2 separate regions of the Homo sapiens genome follow, and region 1 is linked to region 2. Evidence: chromatin loops called from intact Hi-C (ENCODE). Cell type or tissue: pancreas. All regions are shown on one strand.

Region 1 (8,000 bases), 550 kb before region 2:
AACATTCAAAACCTATGTTCAATTGCCAAGGTCATAGGGCAGCAGCCTCAAATGCAGGTGGGTATGACCTAACCTTCTCCAACTGCCAGTGACTGTTGTCTAAGCAGCCTATCAATTGTCAAAGTCAGACCATGCCTCAGTATTCATGAGTTTGGGGCCATGTAACGGGTCTGACACTAGCTCCCCAGGAAGCAGAGCTTGTGTGGCTCTGATAAGAGCCTTAAGTGAGATGACCAAATGATACTGGGGGAGGGGAGGGGGCTGTCAGCAGCCACTGTGAGGGACAGATTGGCAATTCTAAATAGCCATTGAGCTCTGCATCTCACATAGTCTATTTTCTCTTCTCTTGGGAGAACACACTATGAGGAAAAAGTTTTTCATTTTTTGAATAAGCCAAGGCATTCTTTCTACAAATCACCTTTCCAGTTCCAGACTTATTTATTAAATTCATCACCTTATTCACTAGAGGAACTCAGCAAATCTTTGTTGGATGGAATAAGTAATAGAAGGACGAGAATTGCCATTTGTTCTGAACACACAGACTCTAGGCACTGCATTAGGTGTCTTCGATACTTCACTTGCTTCACAGACCCTGTAACCCCAAAGTTACAGATGGTTAAAAGCAAAACTGGGATTTTAATCCAGAGCTATTTCTTACATAGTCATGCATTGCTTAATGATGTGGACATATTCTGAGAAATGTATCATCAGGCAATTTTATTGTTGTATGAACATTGTAGAGTGTTCTAGATGGTATAAATGATGTACAACAGACCATACCATATACATTTGTTCTAGATGGTACAAATCTAGATGGTACAGTCTGTTGCACATCTAGGATGTAGGTTATAGCCTATTTCTTTTAGGCTACACACCTGTACAACATGTTTCTACACTGAATACTGTGGACATTTATACCACATATATAAACATGTCTAAACATAGAAGAATTATAGTAAAAATAGGGCCTAATACACTGTCTGGAAACATTGTTTCCCACAAAAATTGATAATTTGCCATTGTTATTAGATATATATTTGTAGCAATGCAATTCTTTGTGTTGCACAAGAAACACTTCTTAGTGTAAGTTATAAATTATTATGGATTTAATTATTCCACAAGTCAAGCCTTGCCACCTATGGATATGGTAATCTCTTTTGTACGTATATATTTTTTTATTATACTTTAAGTTCTGGGATACATGTGCAGAACATGCAGGTTTGTTACATAGGTATACACGTGCCATGGTGGTTTGCTGCACCCAGCAACCCATCATCTAATTAGGTATTTCTCCTAATGCTATCCCTCCCCTCCCCTAGTCCCCCCACCCCCTGACAGGCTCCGGTGTGTGATGTTCCCCTTCCTGTGTTCATGTGTTCTCATCCTTCAGCTCCCACTTATGAGTAAGAACATGCGATGTTTGGTTTTCTGTTCCTGTGTTAGTTTGCCGAGAATAATGGTTTCCAGCTTCATCCATATTCCTGCAAAGGACATGAACTCATCATTTTTTAATGGCTGCATACTATTTCATGGTATGTATGTGCCACATTTTCTTTATCCAGTCTATCATTGATAGACATGTGGGTTGGTTCCAAGTCTTTGCTACTGTGAATAGTGCTGAAATAAACATATGTGTGCATGTGTCTTTATAGTGAAATGATTTATAATCCTTTGGGTATATACCCAGTAATGGGATTGCTGAGTCAAATGGTATTTCTGGTTCTAGATTCTTGAGGAATTGCTACACTGTCTTCTACAATGGTTGAACTAATTTACACTCCCACCAACAGTGTAAAAGCATTCCTGTTTCTCCACATCCTCTCCAGCATCTGTTGTTTCTTGACTTTTTAATGATTGCCATTCTAACTGGAATGAGATGGTATCTCATCGTGGTTTTGATTTGCATTCCTCTAATGACCAGTGATGATGAGCTTTTTTTCATATGTTTGTTGGCCGCATAAATGTCTTTTGAGAAGTGTCTGTTCATATCCTTTGCCCACTTTTTGATGGGGTTGTTTGTTGTTTTCTTGTACATTTGTTTAAGTTCCTTGTAGATTCTGGATATTAGCCCTTTGTCATATGGATAGATTGCAAAAATTTTCTCCCATTTTGTAGGTTGCCTGTTCACTCTGATGATAGTTTCTTTTACTGTGCAGAAACTCTTTAGTATGGTTAGATTCCATTTGTCAATTTTGGCTTTTGTTGCCATTGCTTTTGGTGTTTTAGTCATGAAGTCTTTGCCCATGCCTATGTCCTGAACAGTATTGCCTAGGATTTCTTCTAGGGTTTTTATGGTTTTAGGTCTTACGTTAAAGTCTGTAATCCATCTTGAGTTAATTTTTGTATAAAGCTTAAGGAAGGGGTCCAGTTTCAGTTTTCTGCCTATGGCTAGCCAGTTTTCCAAAACCCATTTGTTAAATAGGGAATCCTGTCCCCATTGTGTGTTTTTGTCAGATTTGTCAAAGATCAGATGGTTGTCGATGTGTGGTATTATTTCTGAGGCCTCTGTTCTGTTCCATTGGTCTATATATCTGTTTTGGTATCCGTACCATGCTGTTTTGGTTACTGTAGCCTTGTAGTATAGTTTGAGGTCAGGTAAAATGGTGCCTCCAGCTTTGTTCTTTTTGCTTAGGATTGTCTTGGCTATACAGGCTCTTTTTTGGTTCCATATGAAATTTAAAGTAGTTTTTTATTTTAATTCTATGAAGAAAGTCAGTGGTAGCTTGATGGGGATAGCTTTGAATCAATAAATTACTTTTGGCAGTATGGCCAATTTCACGATATTCTTCCTATCCATGAGCATGGAATGTTTTTCCATTTGTTTGTGTCCTCTCTTATTTCCTTGAGCGGTGGTTTGTAGTTCTCCTTGAAGAGGTCCTTCACATCCCTTGTAAGTTGTATTCTTAGGTATTTTATTCTCTTTGTAGCAATTGTGAATGGGAGTTTATTCATGATTTGGCTCTCTGTTTGTGTATTATTGGTGTATAGGAATGCTTGTGATTTTTGCATATTGATTTTGTATCCTGAGACTTTGCTGAAGTTGCTTATCAGCTTAAGGAGATTTTGGGCTGAGATGATGGGGTTTTCTAAACATACAATCATGTAGTCTGCAAACGGAGACAATTTGACTTCCTCTCTTCCTGTTTGAATACACTTTATTTCTTTTCTTGCCTGATTGCCCTAGCCAGAACTTCCAATACTATGTTTAATAGGAGTGGTGAGAAAAGGCATCCTTGTCTTGTGCTGGTTTTCAAAGGGAATTCTTCCAGCTTTTGCCCATTCAGCATGATTTTGGCTGTGGGTTTGTCATAAATAGCTCTTATTATTTTGAGATATGTTCCATCAATATCTAGTTTATTGAGTGTTTTTATCATGAAGAGGTGTTGAATTGTATCGAAAGCCTTTTGTGCATCTTGTGAGATAATTATGTGGTTTTGTCATTGGTTCTGTTTATGTGATGAATTACACTTATTGATTTGCATATGTTGAACCAGCCTTGCATCCCAGGGATGAAGCTGACTTGATCGTGGTGTGTAAGCTTTTTGATGTCCTGCTGGATTTGGTTTGCTAGTATTTTATTGAGGATTTTTGCATGGATGTTCATCAGGGATATTGGCCTGAAATTTTCTTTTTGTTGTGTCTCTGCCAGGTTTCGATATCAGGATGATCATAAAATGCATTAGGAAGGAGTCCTTCTTTTTCTATTTCTTACGATAGTTTCAGAAGGAATGGTACCGGCTCTTGGTAGAATTCGGCTGTGAATTTGGCTGTGAATCCGTCTGGTCCTGGGATTTTTTTGGTTGGTAGGCCATTAATTACTGCCTCAATTTCAGAACTTGTTATTGGTCTATTCAGGGATTTGACTTCTTCCTGATTTAGTCTTGGGAGGGTGTATGTGGCCAGGAATTTATTCATTTATTCTAGATTTTCTAGTTTATTTGCATAGAGGTGGTTATAGTATTCTCTGATGATAGTTTGTATTTCTGTGGGATCAGTGGTGATATCCTCGTCATTTTTGTGTCCATTTGATACTTCTCTCTTTTCTTTTTTATTAGTCTGGCTAGTGGTCTATCTACTTTGTTAATCTTTTCAAAAAACCAGCTCCTGGATTCATCAATTTTTTTTGAAGGGTTTTTCATGTCTCTATCTCCTTCAATTCTGCTCTGATTTTAGTTATTTCTTGACTTCTGCTAGCTTTTGAATTTGTTTCTGTTGCTTCTGTAATTCTTTTAATTGTGATTTTGGGGTGTCAATGTTAGATCTTTCCTGCTTTCTCCTGTGGGCATTTAGTGCTATAATTTTCCCTCAAAACATGGCTTTATCTGTGCCCTGGAGATTCTGATACTTGTGTTTTTGTTCTTTTTGGTTTCGAAGAAGTTATTTGTTTCTGCCTATTTACCCAGTAGTCATTCAGGAGAAGGTTGTTCAGTTTCGATGTAGTTATGCAGTTTTGAGTGAATTTCTTAATCCTGAGTTCTAATTTGATTGCACGGTGGTCTGAGAGACAGTTTGTTATGGTTTCTGTTCTTTTGCATTTGCTGAGGAGTGTTTTACTTCCAATTATGTGGTCAATTTTAGAATAAGTGCAATGTGGTGCAGAGAAGAATGTATATTCTGTTGATTTGGGGTGGAGAATTCTGTAGATGTCTGTTAGGTCTGCTTGGTCCAGAGCTGAGTTCAAGTTCTGAATATTCTTGTTAATTTTCTGTCTCGTTGATCTGTCTAATATTGACAGTGGCATGTTGAAGTCTCCCACTATTATTGTGTGGGAGTCTAAGTCTCTTTGTATATCTCCAAGAACTTGCTTTATGAATCTGGGTGTTCCTGTAATGGGTGCATATATATTTAGGATAGTTAGCCCTTCTTGTTGCATTGATCCCTTTACCGTTATGTAATGCCCTTCTTTGTCTTTTTTGATCTTTGTTGGTTTAAGGTCTGTTTTATTGAAGACTAGGATTGCAACCCCTGCTTTTTTTTTTTTTTTTAACTTTCCATTTGCTAAATATTCCTCCCTCCCTTTATTTTGAGCCTCTGTGTGTCTTCGCACATGAGATGGGTCTCCTGAATACAGCACACCGATGGGTCTTGACAAATTGACAGAAGTAGGCTCAGAAGCGGGGTAATAACAAACTCCTCCAAGCTAAAGGAACATGTTCTAACCCAATGCAAGGAAGCTAAGAACCTTGAAAAAAGATTAGAGGAATTGCTAACTAGAATAACCAGTTTAGAGAAGAACATAAATGACTTGATGAAGCTGAAAAATACAGCACGAGAACTTCGTGAGACATACTCAAGTATCAATAGCCAAATAGATCAAGCGGAAGAAAGGTTATCAGAAATTGAAGATCAACTTAATGAAATAAAGCGTGAAAACAAGATTAGAGAAAAAAGAATGAAAACGAACGAACAAAGCCTCCAAGAAATATGGGACTGTATGAAAAGACCAAAACTACCTTTGATTGGTGTAGCTGAAAGTGACGGGGAGAATGAAACCAAGTTGGAAAATACACTTCCGGATACCATCCAGGAGAACTTCCCCAACCTAGCAAGACAGGCCAACATTCAAATTCGGGAAATACAGAGAACACCACAAAGATACTCCTCAAGAAGAGCAACCCCAAGACGCATAATCATCAGATTTACCAAGGTTGAAATGAAGGAAAAAATGTTAAGGGCAGCCAGAGAGAAGATTGGGTTACCCACAAAGTGAAGCCCATCAGACAAACACCAGCTCTCTCTGCAGAAACCCTACAACCAGAAGAGAGTGGGGGCCAATATTCAACATGCTTAAAGAAAAGAATTTTCAACCCAGAATTTCTTACCAGCCAAACTAAGCTTCATAAACAAAGGAGAAAATAACATCCTTTACAGACAAGCAAATGCTGAGAGATTTTGTCACCACTAGGCCTGCATTACAAGAGGTCCTGAAAGAAGCACTAAATATGGAAAGGAAAAACTGGTACCAGCCACTGCAAAAACATACCAAATTGTAAGACCATCGATATTATGAAGAAACTGCATCAATTAATGGGCAAAATAACCAGCTATCATCATAATGACAGGATCAAATTCACACATAACAATATTAACCTTAAATGTAAATGGGCTAAATGCCCCAATTAAAAGACACAGACTGGCAAATTGGATAAAGACTCTTCTGTATATTATAGTCCTCATCTGTATATTTTGGCTTAAAGAATAGTTATAGTTTTCATAGTATAATTTATTCCTCTTAGTCAAAAATGATGATGTTCTCAGAGAATTTAGACAGTCACTTGCCTGCCAATGCTATTAAAGGGGTCTATGCAAATTTTTATGCCACTAAATATTATTTTTAGTTTTATAAATAAATCAGTTCTTTTGCATTTCTCCTACTGTCATCATCCTAAATTTGCAGACTATTAGCATTTGCAAACCAATACCAAATTCCATTTTACAAAAAAATGTTATTTTAAGGTCAAAATAAAAGCACGACACTCTTATTATTATTACAAGAATTTAAAATATGTCCATATACAGGTATGTAAAGTGTATATTTTGTTTAGAATTTTAATTGGCCTCGGATGATGCCCGATTCATATAAACCCAGAACAGTTTTACTTACTCATTAAACTGCTACAGCCTTGATTTTAAATAACATTTTCTTTAATTGCATTTGTGGTTCCTCATGCTCAGGAATTCGTTTGTCTATTTTTAGTGTTCCCTTTTGTTGCGATTTTAACATAAATCCTAGTACTTTCACTTGTAAGATTCTTATTAGAAAGCTTTAGTATTCCTTTTTTCCTCTGAACACAAGTGTGGATCTCCCCAGTTGCAAGTAAGCCAAGAAGGCCCTCGCAATGCAAGCTTATACATTATGGTTAATGGATTTATAATCTTTTTCCTGCCTATATCATCGAAATTATCCAGATAATACTTACTTTTTAATTAACCACAAAATAAAATGAGACTTTTACTGAAGGGAAAGATTTTAGAGCTAACCAAGTTTAGCCACTTTATTGGTTAAAAATAATGAATTAATTGTTTATTTTGCCAATGAAAAACATGAAGCCCTAAAAGTTTATTGCCTTAGTCAAGGTTATCCCAGCAGGTGAACAATACAGTTGGGAGGAAAACTCACTTAGCTGTTCTATGTGAAAGATATACAGACCATTCCTCAGGATCAATGGTTCTCAACCTTGGCACTGTTGACATTTTTGTCCTGATAATTCATTGTTGCCCTGTACATCATTCAGCTGTGAGGGCTGTGTAATTCCTGGTCTGTCCTTACTCTTAGGACATGGCTCTTCAGATGATTTACCAGATAACCCCCTCCTAGATGGGTTCTCAACAGCAGGTTTTGTCCTGTAGTACACTCAGATTGCCGAAATCACTGATTAGCTTTTTAGTCTCTTAACAGCTGCCTTCTGATTGAGTTCAAGGCATCTTGCCCTGATAATGAGTAGGAGTTGCAGGAGAGAAAATATAATTTATTTTCTTTACCTTTTTTAGGTTACTAGTTGTGACATTTTCCCGAAACAGAAGCCAAATTAACAAAAGATAAACAAATGGAAATTTATTAACACCTGCTGTACCCATCACTTGGAAGAAGCCTCAGTGAAAAACTGTTGGGCCAAGCAAGATGGTTCATGCCTGTAATTCCAGCATTATGGGAGGCCAAGGTGGCAGGATGGCTTGAGGTCAGGAGTTTGAGACTATCCTGGTCAACATAGCAAGACCCCTTCCTCATTAAAAAAAAATTAAAAATTAGGTGTGGTGGCATGGACCTGTAGTCCCAAGCTACGTGGGAAGATCACTTGAGCCCAGGAGCTTTAGGCTGCAGTGAACCACGATCACTCCACTTCACTCCAGTCTGGGTGACACAGTGAGACCCTACCTAAAACAAAAACAAACAAAAAACTCTCTCAAGGCAGTGGCTTAGGGGCCTTGCTTTAAAAATATTTTAAGAAAGAGCCGTGAATCCTGTGTAGTTACAAAACAAAGAGAAGAGCAGTTCTCAT
Region 2 (8,000 bases):
TTTATTTCTCACATTTCCTTCCCTTATCATAGTTTTCCTCTCACTTTCTCCTCTAGTTTGTCATACTCTGGCTTTAAAACATGCAAACATGTGCCTTATGGGGAAAAAAAGACAATTTTAATTTACCTTGCTTCTTCTTTACAAATGTATTGTGGCTTCTTCTTATAGTCCAAATCTAAAACTCTTTACCCACCCACTGCCTTGAACTCCTTCCTCGTTGTGAAAGTAGGATGGGGCAAAGAGAGAATGCATGCCCCTCCCAACTGCTCAAACAAGTAAAGGTGCTGTTACAGTTATCTTTTGCTACCTTAATACAATAATTATTTTATTATATCTCACAATTTTATGGATCAGGAATTTAGACTGGGCTCAGCTAGGCGATTCTTCTGCTTTACTGACATCATAGGAGATCACTTGGTGGTATTCAACTGTCAGGTAGGCTTATCTGGAGGGTCCAAGATAGCTGTACTCTGGTGCCTGGTGCCTTGGTAAAGAGGGATGATGATGTGGGGCCTCTCCAGCATGAACAGCCTCAGAGAAGTTTGCTTTCTTACATGCTGGCCCAGGGCTCCAAGAGCAAATGTTGCAGTGAGTAAAGCAGAAGATACAAGGACTTTTATAATCTGGTCTCAGAAGCCACATGGCATCAGTTCTGTATTATTCTATTGGTCAAAACATTCATAAGCCTGCCAGATGCAAGGGGAAGGCATATGTACCCTCATCTTTTGATGGGAGGAATGTGATGGATTTGCAATTATGTTTTAAAACTACTACAGACAGAACCACTGAGAAAGATTCATGGGTAGCTTTGGGGTGAGGACTGGGAATTAACCTGTTGATAGCAGAGGTTCACTAGAGTCAACAAGGAATAAGGTCTCCTCTTGTACACTTTAGTCATACTATACCAACATTCTTAACCACTGCTTAGCCATCAGCCTCACAACATAACAACTCCATCATAGTTGTACTCCCTAAGATCACCAACAATGTTAGAGTCAAATCCGGTAGGTTTTTCTTTGTTTTTGTCCTCCTGACATTTTTTCTAAACTTGACACTGGTCAGACCCAATCTTTCTTTAATCATATTCTTAAATACCAGTTCTATCACTGGATATGTTACTGTTTCTTGTTCTCACTCTACCTTTGACAAAGCCATTCTTTCCAGACTATAACTCTGGGTCTGGGTCCCCCTATGGTTTGGCCCTTGAATTCTTTTCCTAGTCCTATTTGACTAGCCCCATTTTCCCGTGAAAAGCATGCCCCTTTCATTGCATCCATATCATGACTACCAAATACCTCCTCTATTTCTTCCTCTTTTAGCATGTTAAATGCAGCTTCCTAAGCTCTCTATCTGGATATCAACAGTATTCTCTCCAAATAATTCTAAGACTTTAAAAATTGGTTTAATCTTCTTACCCCTAAAATCACCCCCCTTACCAACTGCCTCATGACAATCATTGGTACTGTCACTGAGCTTGCAACCCATGTTCTTAAACATAGAGTAATCTTTGACTCCACATCTAATCATTCATAAAGCTGTATTGTCTATCAAATTAAATCTGACATTTATGTGAGAGCACTTCATAGTCTGTAAAGCACTACACAGGTGATAACATGAAGCTACACTCATAATGGATTTGCAGGCTCTGCTTCTCATTTGGCTTCTACAGCCTCATCCCTCACCAACTTCTTGCCCTACCTCTCTCTTTCTTCCCCATCACCCAATTTCCCAGTCAGTCAGGCCAACAGAATGCATTCTATATACGCGACTTGCTTTCCCCAACATCTTTGCCTGTATGCATGCCACTTATTTGCCTCAGTTGATCTTTATTTCAACAAGTGTTTGCAGAGGAGAAACCTCGCTGGCTCCTTCTCCTTTCTATTTTTTTTCAGAGGCTACCCGTCAGGTCAACATTGCCTTTTTCAGGGAAGCTCTGCAAGCCTGACCTCCCTTGGAAGTGCCTTAGGACTGGCTTCTTGCACAGTACACAACCTTTACTTATAGAGGGTTTGGAGATTATTCTTTATTCATGTCTTATTTCTCCTGCTCCTGGAGGAGATGACTCTGACTTCCACTGACTCTTTTGGGGGGCTTAAGTCAGGGTTGAGTACCAGAGGCCCTAAATAGCTGGACGTGGATTCTGGTAATATCAAATCCATCTTTGGCTTAACTGAGAGGTTCTGAAAGCTGGGACCTGACCTTGTCCATTTCCCTCTTTCTCCAGTTTCCTATTATTTCCCACTGTTTTTTTTAAAAGTTTTTTGTTTTCTTAAGTTTTCACAAGAATAAACATTGAAAATAAAATTTGCACAAAGATCGAACTAGGAAAGGCCACACAACCAACACATATTACATCATTATAGGTAAGTTAGCAGGGAGATTTCAGACCTGGGCTAGCTCTGGAACCACATTTTACACTGTTGAAAATAAAAGCTGGAGTACAGATGACTTTCCCAGGTTCACAGAGTTGGTAAGCTGGAGAGCTGCACCTGGAGCCAAGCAACCTGCCCTGTCCTTTCCACTGCACCCTCTAAGAAATCTAATTAGAAGGAACAGGTGGTATCTCATTTTGTACGGTGCTTTAGCAATGTACTATTTGCTTTCTAGTGTGTCTATTGTCTCGTTTGACATCTTCTCTCAAAAAGTGATGAAACGAAACGCTCTTTTTGACAAGTTCAGAGTGCTCTTGGTTCCTGTGTGGGATTCTTCCAAGTCTGAATTTGGTAGTGGGAAGAGAAGGAATCCGGAGGAAGGAGGATGAGAAGTTTAAAGGAGAGGAAAGGGAAGCAGAGAAGGCCGCAAGGTGCCTGCAAGATGTCTGGGGAGTTGGAGGAATGGAAGAGTGCCCCGCTCTTCCTTCTGGGAGAGCTCCAGCTAGGCAGAACCTTTCACCAAGGCTCTGATATCGTGCTGGTTTCCGAAAGCCCCAGCCGAAGGTGTGCAGCCAAAGGGTGACAGAAGGTGAGGCACGTGCGGGGGCGCGGGTGCTGACCGCCGCGGTGCGCCCTCCCTCCGACGTGCGGTGTGCGGGGCGCAGACAACCAGCGGCCGGCCCAGGGCTTTCGGGGAGCGAAGCAGGGCTCCCGAGGCACCGAGCGAGAATGGGAATGGGAGGGACCCGGTGCTCCCGGACACGCCCCCGGCAGGTCCCACGCCCGGGTCTTCTGAGACCTCGCGCGGCCCAGCCCGGGAGCGGCCCAGCTATATAAGTCCCAGCGGAAGACCGGAACGCAGAGGGTCCTGCTGGCGCGAGGGTGGGTAGGAGGGGACGCGGGGACTCGGCCCCCAACACCGCGCTCCGTCTGCAGCCGCCGCCTCTGCACCGCCGCTGCCCGGCGGTCGGTTCAAAAAACAGAAATCGGGTTTGCTGCCCGGCGGACAGGCGTGAAGAGCAAGGGAAAGGAACTTCCTCCACCTTCGGGGCTGGAGCCCTTTTCCTCTGCATCTCCAGTCTCTGAGTGAAGATGGGGGGCCTGACAGCCTCGGACGTACACCCGACCCTGGGGGTCCAGCTCTTCTCAGCTGGAATAGCGGCGTGCTTGGCGGACGTGATCACCTTCCCGCTGGACACGGCCAAAGTCCGGCTCCAGGTAGCTAGGCAGAGGGGTAAGACAAGGGGTCTCAGGACAGAGGGGACGCTGTTGCGTGCATTCCATTTATTCTCTGCTTTGGTGTAACCACTGTTTCTAGGTAGGGTAGGTGACCTTCCAAAGCAGTCTGGCCTTGTCCCAGGGCTGGTGCTTTAGGATGGGAAACTGGAACTTTTTCTGGGATTAGCTGAAGAACCACCAGGGCCACAGAGAATGGGTTGACCATGACTACTACCAAATTCTCCCAAAATTTAGGGTGCACTTAGTATTTTAAGAGCTGAGAATATTGGCCTCTCCTGAGTTTACTAGTCAGGTGCTTTTTCCTTTCTTTGATTCTTCGGGGGTTCTGTCCTATCCTACTGCCCTAGGGGTTCTGGAGAGTTCCTGGGGAGGGGGATATTCAAAATGTGCATTGTAGCCAGCCTCCCTCCATCTGCGCGTGAGCGAACACACACACACACACACACACACACACACACACACACACACACACACGGTAGAGGGAGGTGGATGGAAGAGGAATGTTGCTGAGAAAAGAAACGGAAAATAGGAACACAGGGGGAAATCTTGGCTTAAGAGTGAACTCAATTTCGCTCCCTTCTGTTCTGCACCTTTCTTATTTCCAGGTCCAAGGTGAATGCCCGACGTCCAGTGTTATTAGGTATAAAGGTGTCCTGGGAACAATCACCGCTGTGGTAAAAACAGAAGGGCGGATGAAACTCTACAGCGGGCTGCCTGCGGGGCTTCAGCGGCAAATCAGCTCCGCCTCTCTCAGGATCGGCCTCTACGACACGGTCCAGGAGTTCCTCACCGCAGGGAAAGAAAGTAAGCCGTGAGCGTTCCTGGGAGGGGCAGAAAAGCCTTGGGCTCCGCTCTGTTCCAAAAAGTGTAACACACAGAGGAGTGGTTTTCATAACAAATTGGCGAGAAAACATTCATATTTGAACTCTCCCTTCCCCAAACATTAGCTCATTGTTCATAGAAAAAAGTATGCAAAATCGATTTTTTAGATGCAGATATATACTTGTAAAGGTCACCCAGTCATGGAAGTTTTGTGCCCAGTTTGGATCTCCATCTGGAGAATATGGGTGGGCTACAGAAAAATGTTTAACTTAAAGTTCTCCAAAGAGGGAAGTATATCAGAAACATCTATGGAGCTTGTCAGAAATCCAAACGAGGACTACCATGGTCCTCTGAGTCTGAATCCTCAGGCTAGAGACCAGAGTGTCTTTCCACAAGCTTCCCTCATCATTTGTGTATGCAACAAAGTTCAAAGCCTTCTGTTTGAAGCAAAGAAAGCCAGACTTTGTGAAGAGAGTTGAAAGGACAGGAAAAGACATATTTCCTCTTAAGAGGTTCCTCATCAGGTCCAGGAAAGACCAGAGCAGAAAAAGTGGACGAATGCTGCAGGGAGTTTGTTTAGGGGAAAAAGAAAAGGAAACATATTTCCTGAGTGCCAGTGCACTCTAAGAATTCCTGTCACTTTAGGTAGCATTTATTTGAGGGCTTAACTATGAACCAGACATTGTTCTAAGTGCTTCAGATACATTATAACTGGAAGGGTATTAGTACCATTATCCCTTGGCAGATGGGAAAACTGAACACAGAGCAGATTCATCACTTGCCCAAGGTCACACAGCTGGGAGGGGGCAGAGCCAGGGTTCAAACCCAGGCAGTCTGGCCTCGGACTCCAGGCTCCTAACCCTGTTCTCTACTGCCTTCTGCACTTCTCATATGATTCTGCCCATCATTCAAACCGCACAACACTGCTGTGAGTAAAAAGTGTTAGCCGAATATCAGGGTAGTTAAGTAACATGCACAAAATCACACAGCTAATCAACATCAGAGGCACTTTCATGTGGAGTAGACAAGCCAGAGAGAAGATGTGCTGATGGCACAATGAATACATTAAGTGAAATCCACCTTGTAGATTTCATCATTTCTGCTGTGAGTAACCTTCAATACTATAATTTTATGGGATAATTTATAAATGTTGTCTATACAAATATATAAGTTATACTTATCCACACAAGTACTTTCAAAGTGAAGATAAAGTCTGGATGTTACTAGATCAAAACTGCATTTTTTTATTTATAGATGTAGCAAGAGAGGAAACACAAAGGAGGTAAAGCTGCCCGTTCAGGTGGTTTTCTTCACAGATTGACTGTTCTACCAATTGTTGTGGACTTTGGGCACCAAATTAATAGGATATATGTTGGCAGTGTTCTATGTTATATAGATTCAGTTTATTTAGTAGGCTTTATTGAACTGCCATGTGCCAGTAACTATGTTAGATGTTTAGATGGCAGATGTGTCTCTAGACAGAGCTTACAGTTGAGAGTATGGGTTGTGTGGGGAGAAGTGAATAGATGACTATATTCCATGATACATGCTGTATTACAATACAGTCCTACTTCACTTAACGATGGGGATACATTCTCAGAAATGAGTTAGGAGGCAAATTGGTTGTTGAATGAACATCACAGAGAGCACTTACACAAACCTAGATGGCATAGCCACACCTAGGCTATATGGTATAATCTATTGCTCCTAGGCTACAAACCTGTGCAGCATGTTGGTATTGAATACTACAGGCAATTGTTACATAAAGTTAAGTGTTTGTGTACCTAAAAATAGAAAAGGTAATGCATTACACTACAGTCTTATGGGGCTGGGATGTCACTAGGTGATAGGAATTTTTCAGCTCTGTTCTAATCTTACGGGACCACCATCATGTATGCAGCACATGACTAACTGTAATTACAAGATGGTGGCTATATTAAACAGAACTACTTAAGCTAGCCATGGAGGTATGGTCCGTGAGATTTTCCTGAAGAATTAACGTCTGGATCAATTCTGGAAGGGCCAGCAGGAGTACTCCAGGCAAAGGGGTGAGAAAGGAGCTTCCAAGTAGAGTGAAGGTCATGTGCAAAGACTCAGTGAGGAGTCGAGTGAACATAGCACAGGGAGGACATGTTGGTGAGGAAGGAGGGGTGAAGCCACAGAGACAGGAGGGAGCCAGATGACAGAAGGCCTTGCAGGCGGTGCTAAGGAGTTTGGATTTTATCCTTACAGTGGTGGGAAGTCATTGTAAAAATATTAAGCAAGGGAGTGGCATAAACAATTTACATTTTCAAAAGATCACTTTGGCAGCAGATAGAGTATATATGTAAAAGGAGTAAGAAAGAGGTAAGTTAGAAAGCAAGAAATGATCAGGGTATGCCCTAAAACACTGGCAATAGGGAAAAAGAGATGTCAATCAGAAAGATTGAGAAAGTATAATTGAATTGACTTGGTGAACAAATAGAAGTAAGGCATAAGGGACAGGTAGAAATATGAGATGACTTCCAAGTTTCTGTTTAAAGATACCCTTTATTGAGAGAGGATGTATAGAAGCTGTCTTAGGGGGAAGACAAGAAATTTGGTTTAGGCCATGTCAACAGGTAATGGCCAGTAGGCACATGATTCAGTTTATTTAGTGGGCTCCTTTTAGGAGAAAATCTGAGCCAGATTCCAGGAAGTCACAGCAGGGACTACCAATAGGGTCAAACAGCAGAGAGTGTGGAAAGGACTGAAAAGTGATCATTGTACATAACAAATAGAAGCTCACTGATTTTCTAGCAAAAACATCTTCAGCAGAGTAGCGTGGTATAAGCTATATTGTAGGGGACTGAGGAAGAAATGGGCTCTGAGAAGTAAAGACAAACAATATGTTTTGTAAATAAATTTCTTTTAGTTCTTAAAAAAAAAGCCTCTTTTCCAGCTTGATTGGGAAGTGAAGAGAGGGATTTGAAAGTTGGAGATTGGAGGATAGGATGAGTACATCAAGATACACTACGTTGTAGTGCAGTGCATTACAAATGTGAGCTAAAAGTGAAGGCATTTGTAATCATATGATATTGCTAATTAAAAGACAGCTGTCAGTCATATGCCCAGCTCCTGGTAAAGCATGATGAGAAGAGTACAATCATGGTAGTGATTTAAAAATTGCTGCCAGTTTTGTGGATTTTCTTTATGCTAGACAGTGTAAGCTCTTTATCAATATTATTTAACTCACACAACTCTAAGAGGTAGATATTATTATCCCTTTTTGACAAATTAGGAAACAGAATTATAATGACTGAGAAAGTCTCTGCTGAGTAAATGTTACTGAACCTTAATTTTATGTTTACTTAATGATAGAAATGAATATTGGGCTTCAAGACTATTTGTACTTAATGAAATCTGTCTTGAGCAACATAAGCTATTTTTTTCAAAATTTTAAGACAAAAATCACTTTCTTCTCTCCTGTCTTCTTATTTTTGTTCCCTTCACATGTTGTAGCCTAACACTACTTGATGGCCCATTTTGGTGCAGTTTGTCCACTGGGCTTCATCTAAGGCCACCAAGTCCCATAATTAACATGATCAT

What was found. A loop is a pair of places that touch in the nucleus more often than their neighbours do. Peaks named below come from ENCODE experiments on the same cell type or tissue, not always from the same donor. Only the 100,000 strongest peaks of a DNase experiment are listed, where the experiment ranks them.
Region 1: it touches region 2 in a loop (4-fold over the local background); 1 of 110 quality-filtered maps calls a loop at or near these places.

Annotation. Positions count from the first base shown.
Region 1 is chr4:141,110,323-141,118,322 of GRCh38, reverse strand. The region is part of intron 1 of RNF150 (ring finger protein 150); the gene reads left to right. Among named protein-coding and RNA genes, the nearest start is that of RNF150, 19 kb to the left of the region's middle. In pancreas, no CTCF peak of the experiment used is centred here; no DNase peak of the experiment used is centred here.
Region 2 is chr4:140,564,194-140,572,193 of GRCh38, reverse strand. It overlaps UCP1 (uncoupling protein 1), which reads left to right and starts at 3,233. Exons shown (of 6, transcript NM_021833.5): 1 at 3,233-3,590; 2 at 4,217-4,415. The coding sequence starts at 3,465. In pancreas, no CTCF peak of the experiment used is centred here; DNase peaks (open chromatin) are centred at 3,193 and 3,293; H3K4me3 peaks cover 925 bases.